Regions from separate parts of the Homo sapiens genome. Here region 2 is linked to region 1. Evidence: read pairs that join two places in POLR2A ChIA-PET (ENCODE). Cell type or tissue: Panc1. All regions are shown on one strand. Links, peaks and the distances in the headings refer to the core of each region. The heading gives the core; the rest is flanking DNA. Region 1 overlaps UBE2I (ubiquitin conjugating enzyme E2 I). Region 2 holds the start of MAPK8IP3-AS1 (MAPK8IP3 antisense RNA 1).

The links. ChIA-PET counts read pairs that join two places held together with the same protein. Peaks named below come from ENCODE experiments on the same cell type or tissue, not always from the same donor. Only the 100,000 strongest peaks of a DNase experiment are listed, where the experiment ranks them.
Region 2: POLR2A ChIA-PET joins it to region 1 with 7 read pairs; 2 of 35 experiments call an interaction of 5 or more read pairs at or near these places.

What each region holds. Positions count from the first base shown.
Region 1 is chr16:1,325,328-1,328,223 of GRCh38, forward strand. It overlaps UBE2I (ubiquitin conjugating enzyme E2 I), which reads left to right. Exons shown (of 7, transcript NM_003345.5): 7 at 1-1,690. Among named protein-coding and RNA genes, the nearest start is that of BAIAP3, 6.9 kb to the right of the region's middle. RefSeq lists an enhancer at 315-484. In Panc1, for the core only: no CTCF peak of the experiment used is centred there; no DNase peak of the experiment used is centred there.
Region 2 is chr16:1,711,608-1,714,503 of GRCh38, forward strand. All of the region lies in intron 1 of MAPK8IP3 (mitogen-activated protein kinase 8 interacting protein 3), which reads left to right. MAPK8IP3-AS1 (MAPK8IP3 antisense RNA 1) reads right to left here and starts at 2,584. Exons shown (of 2, transcript NR_184234.1): 1 at 2,395-2,584; 2 at 1,922-2,180. RefSeq lists an enhancer at 2,331-2,380. In Panc1, for the core only: no CTCF peak of the experiment used is centred there; no DNase peak of the experiment used is centred there; H3K27ac peaks cover 768 bases.

The DNA.
Region 1 (2,896 bases), core at 315-2,814:
AGTAAATAAACTGTTTATATAAAGGTTTTGGTTGCATTATTATCATTGAAAGTGAGAGGAGGCGGCCTCCCAGTGCCCGGCCCTCCCCACCCACCTGCAGCCCCACCGCGGGCCAGGACCAGGCTCTCCATCTGCTTCGGATGCACGCAGGCTGTGAGGCTCTGTCTTGCCCTGGATCTTTGTAAACAGGGCTGTGTACAAAGTGCTGCTGAGGTTTCTGTGCTCCCCGCATCTGCGGGCTGTAGAGCGCTGGGCAGCTAAGATCTGCATAGGTCGGGATTGGCATCGAGACCCTGGCAACTGCACCGGTGCCAGCTGTCTTGGGGGCCACAAGGCCAGGTCCAGACCAGGGCTGGGGGCTGCCTGAGGACTCCTATCCGGGCAGCCTGCTGGCGGGGGTTCCCCTCTTCAGTGGCCAGGTCACAGGGATGGAGCTGCGCTGTGCATAGGGTGCCACCTCAGGTGTCTGTCCCTTGTGTCCTCAGGAGGCAGCCTTGCTACCACCCGTGGCAAACGCCAGGTGCTTTTTCTGGGAGAGCCCACAGCCGTGGCCCTCCAGGGCTTCCCCGACCCTTAGCGCCAGGTAGAGGGCCCTGGGCAGCCTGTGTCTGGAATTCTTCGTCCTGAGGCCACCTGAGTGTGGTCTGTCCTGGGGAGGCTGTGCGCCTCAGCAGCCGTCCTGACGCTGAGCCCTCTGCAAAGGTTGGGCCGGCCAGGCCTCTTGGGGCTGCCTGAGCCACTGCAGGAAGTGGCCTGGCTGGGAAGTTGGGTGCCGGTCACCTCCCAGCAGGAAGGCACAGTGGACAGAGATGGGAAGCCCTGGGGGACACAGCCCGGTGCTCCCAGCCCTCCAACCTCTGGCTCCCAACCCAGTCTCCCCATCCTAGCGAGCTTGGCCCTCCTCAGTTTCGTTTCAAGCCTTGGGGCTGGAGCTGGCCCTGCTGCCCTGGCACCCCCCGGTGGCTGGAGCTGGGTCCCCGTGGCCCAAGTGCAGGGTCCCAAGAGGGCAGGGCGGGGCTCCCCAAAGGAGCAAAGAATGCAGGGAGGGCGGTCCAGGGCCCTGGGAAGGGGAGCTCGGCACCCTCCAGGTCCGTGTGGGACTCCAGCCGCTGTTGGCTGGGAATCGAAGTTAGAGGTGACTTCCAAAGGCCCCCCGAGCCGGCAGTGCCCCCCACCACCCCTCCAGCGACTCTGCGGTGCCAGTGCCTTGTTGGCTTTTCCGGCTACGCACCCTGCAGTCACTGAGCTCTCGGTCTGACGTCTGATGTTTGTGGTTTGTTTATAACACGGGGCCTTACCTGGGGAATTCAGCTGGTTTGAATATTTGTAGCCCGCTCCCAGAATGTCTTATTTTGTAATGACTGAACTACATTTAGTAATAGTTACACATGTATATGGTTAATACATATGGAAATTCAATATATTTTGTAGTTAACGTATTCTGAAGTAACGGATGTTTCTCGCCAATCGTAGTGACTTCAGCTAACGAAATGTTCTTTTGTAGTACCACGGTCCTCGGCCTAACGAAGGACGTGAACCTTGTAAGAGGAGAGCTCTGAAACGCGGTCACCTTTGTTTAGTGGAAGGGAAAGTGTGTTCCCGGCATGAGGTGCCTCGGAATTAGTAAAGAATTGTGGGCAATGGATTAACCACTGTATCTAAGAATCCACCATTAAAGCATTTGCACAGACTGCGGCCTGCCGGGTGTGTCCTTTCCTGCCCTGTCCCTGGCTCCCCTGGGCTTTGGGGGTGGGAGCCCACTGGGGCCACAGGGCGTCCCCCGACCCCAAGGCCCAGCCCTACCCCCCAGGGCTTTGTTCTGGTCCTGCTTCCAGCCCCACGTCAGCCCCTCCGGGTGACATCCCCTCTAGCCAGCCTCGGGGTCTCTTCACCTGCACCTCCCTGGCCTGCTCTACGGGTCTCCTCCCTGGGACTCAAGGCTGCTCTTGCTGTCCCTGGCAGGGGACCTCCTTGGGGAGCAGGGACCCCAGGTGTCCAGAGAGCTCTCCTCACAGGGCCCATCCAGGGCTGGCTGGAGCCACCAGGTAGGAGTCTGGTGCACAGGTGCAGGGACCCCAGCCCCCTGCGGGACGGGCTAGCCAGGCCTGAGCTGGCGCCGGGGGAGACCTCCCTTGGCTTTGGCAGTCGGGCTAGCCACAGGTGCCCTCCGTCTCTCAGGTCCCTTGGGACCTGGGTCTGGCTGGGCCGGAGGAGGCTAGGAGACTTGGCCACCATGCTGGCCGCTGCCCGCAGGAATGCAGGCTCCTGGCCAGGCTGCTGGTCCCCAGGTCGCCTCACCTTCCTGGACCTGAGGCCTGGCCCCGCCATCACTCACTGGGATCCGCTGATGGGAAGCCTTCCTCATGATTACCATGACGACAAGTTGCCAGGTTGGAGGGCCTTGCACTGATTCGGACTGGCTGGAGCTGGTTTGAGCCAGCTCCAGCAGGGAGGGGCCTGGGAGTGCTGGGTTTGGGATCCATCCCCAGCCGACCCTGATTCTGGGTCTGGGAGTGTCCTGAAGCACCTGCTCAGGAGACACAGCCTGAGATCCCCAGGCACCACCTGGTCTGAGGAAGCCATTGGGCCCAGTTGGGGTGGGGGCTCCTGGCTTTGGCCCATTGGGTGGGAAGGGGCTGGGGCAACTGGTCCCATCCACCCTGCCTGTCTCTGGCCCAGCCTGGTCCAAAGGCTTCTGCACCTGCCAGGAGATCGGCTTATCCGGCTCTTAGGAAGAAATAGGAACAGGCACAAGAAAACCACCGAGCACGTGTGGCTTGGGCTCTTCCTTCCCTGGGCCTCTGCCCTTCCTCCAGGATGCCCTCCGCCGAATAAGGCAAGTTCCCACTCCTCGATGCGGGCTGTGCCTTATTTATTTATTTAGAGATGGAGTCTC
Region 2 (2,896 bases), core at 191-2,690, 390 kb after region 1:
GCCGGCTCTCCGGACTTGTTTTCCTTTGCCCTGTTGAAAGTTGGGGTCCCAACGCTGGGCGCAGTGGCTCACGCCCGTAATCCCAACACTTTGAAAGGCCGAGGCGGGTGGATCATGAGGTAAGGAGTTCGAGACCAGCCTGGCCAATATGGTGAAACCCCGTCTCTACTAAAAATACAAAAATTAGCTGGGCATGGTGATGCACACCTGTACTCCCAGCTACTTGGAAGGCTGAAGCAGGAGAATCGCTTGAACACAGGAGGTAGAGCTTGCAGTGAGCCGAGATTGCAACGCTACTGCACTCCAGCCTGGGCAATTGAGGGAGACTCCGTCTCAAAAAAAAAAAAAAAGAAAAAAAAAGAAAACTGAGGTCCCGAGCTCCCCTTGTCACCCCAAGTATCTAGCCGCCACTAGGTCCTGGTGTTCTTTTGGCCTCAGGAGTTCTTTTTTTTTTTTTTTTTTTTTCTTTTTTGAGATGGAGTCTCGCTCTGTCACCCATGCTGGAGTACAGTGGCGCAATCTCGGCTCACTGCAAGCTCCACCTCCCAGGTTTATGCCATTCTTCTGCCTCAGCCTCCCGAGTAGCTGAGACTACAGGTGCCCGCCAACACGCCCGGCTAATTTTTTGTATTTTTAGTAGAGATGGGGTTTCACCGTGTTAGCCAGGATGGTCTCGATCTGCTGACCTCGTGATCCACCCATCTCGGCCTCCCAAAGTGCTGGGATTACAGGCATGAGCCATCGCGCCCGGCCAGCCTCAGGAGTTCTTTAATGTCCCCACTTTTCATCTCCTTTGCTGCCTTCTGCTTCCAGTCACCACCATCCCAGGGTCTCCCGGCCACTCCCACCGCCGCCACTTTGCCAGCCCAGAGAACCCTCACAAAGCATATCTGGTCTCTGAGTGCTAGGGTGAATTCCAGGCAGGGGGATTAGCTGATTGCTCTCCTGGGGCAGACTGGACATCTCAGGTGGTGATAACATGAGGGGATCTGAGTGACAAGGTGGGCCAGGACACTGGGTGGACAGAGTGAGGCTGTCTTCCCCAGGTGGCCCCCCACTGGGCCCACCTCTCACCAGCCTCATCTGCCTCTGGTCTTCTGGCTGCCCCCCATTCTGCAGACCTGCAGTTCCTGCCTCCTAGACCACCTGCCCCCACCCCTCCCTCGGGGTTTATCTGGCTAGTTCCCGTCTCTGCCGGATTCGCTGGTGTCTGCCTCCGCAGTGCACCTGCAGAGAAGCCCCCATCACCCACTCTGCCGCCCCTGCCTGGGGAGCTGGGCCCCCACCAGGCCTCTCTCCCGGCTTCCGCAAGTTAAGCTGCTCCCTGCCAACAAGGGGCCGGCACCCTTTGGTTCATTCAGCCTGAGCCTGTTGTTTCCTTTTCTCGGCACACCCGGAGATGCTGGCCATCTGTGTGTGTGGATAAAGGGAAGCCGGCTTTCCTCTGTCTCTGCACACATCTCACCAAACTGTGCAGTTCCGGAAGGTCAAGGACTGTCTCTTTGGAGCAGCCTTTCTGACAGAACGTTCTGGGATGATGGAAATGTTGTATTTGGTGCTGTCCACTTCAGTAGCTGCTGGCCACATAGGGCCGTTGAGCATTTTAGGCATGACTCATGGAACTGAGGAACTGGATTTTTAGTTGTATTTACTTGTTTCGGAGATGAGGTCTCGCCACGTTGCCCAGGCTGGTCTCAAACTTCTGGACCGAAGCAATCCTCCCATCTCAGCCTCCCGAATAGCTGGGACTACAGGCTCGTGCCACCATGCCCGGCTGTGTTTTATTTTAATTAATGTAAACATGTGGCCAGGGCTTCCATACTGGACAGTGTGGCTGTGGGCAGTCTAGCTGAGCTGCCTGGAAGCAAGGGCAGATGGTGAGTTACTCAGCTTCATGCAAGAAAGGAAGATGCTTAAAGGGTGGGTTTGTTTCCTGTTTAATGAACATTTTCCAGAAAGAGGGGAGATCCCGTAGCAGTGGGTTTCAGATACAGGAGACCAGACAGGAGAAAATATTGTGAGATGGGAAAGTGGATGCCAGCAACAGGAAACAGCAGAGAGGGGCTGAAGTTCTCGAAAGGCCAAGAAGAGCCTGGTGGGAAACCGCTCGCACCTCAGGACTGCCTGTGCTCAGGGCACAGGATCGACTTTTTCGCCTTGGGCTGCTTTTTGTTTTCTTTCTGTGGGTAACAATTTTATTGCAGTATCATTGACATACACTGAACTGTACATACTTAAAGAGTACAATTTGATGAGTTTTGAAATACGTATAAACACCAGAAGCCATCCCTGCAGTCCAAGCAGCGTAGACGCCCGGACCCCAGAGTTCCCTGTGTCCTATGTAATCCCCCTCCGACCCCTCCTTGCCCCACCTGTCCCCAGGTAACCACTGACCTGCCTTCAGTCACTGTAGGTTAATTTGCATCTTCTAGAGCTTTGCATAATGGCCTCCTGCAGTGCGTACGTGGTTTCCTCTGACATCTTCCACTCGGTACAGTGATTCGGGGACTCACCCAGGCTGTGTGTGTCCTTCCCCCATGGCCAAGCAGGGTCCCAGCAGTGCCGTTTGTCCATCCGCCTGCCTGCAGGGGAGCTGGGCGGCTTGTTTTTACGTAACCTTCACGCATGAGCGGTTTGTAAGCCCGCTCACCCCGTTGGCAGGGTGTTGGGCCAAGCACTGCTCTGGGGCAGGCTGGCAGTGAAACCCAGAGACTAGAATCCGCTTATGAGGGGGGTGCGTCTTTGCGGAGACCCTTAGAGCCCACAGCATCATTACTCTGGTGCATTTTCTTTTGAGCCACTGTTACGGCAAGAGATCCAGGGCGTGCCACGTGAAACGCGACAGGGCCTTTCCTCAAGACCTCTCCTCCGTGTGGTGCGTTTCTCACACAGGGTC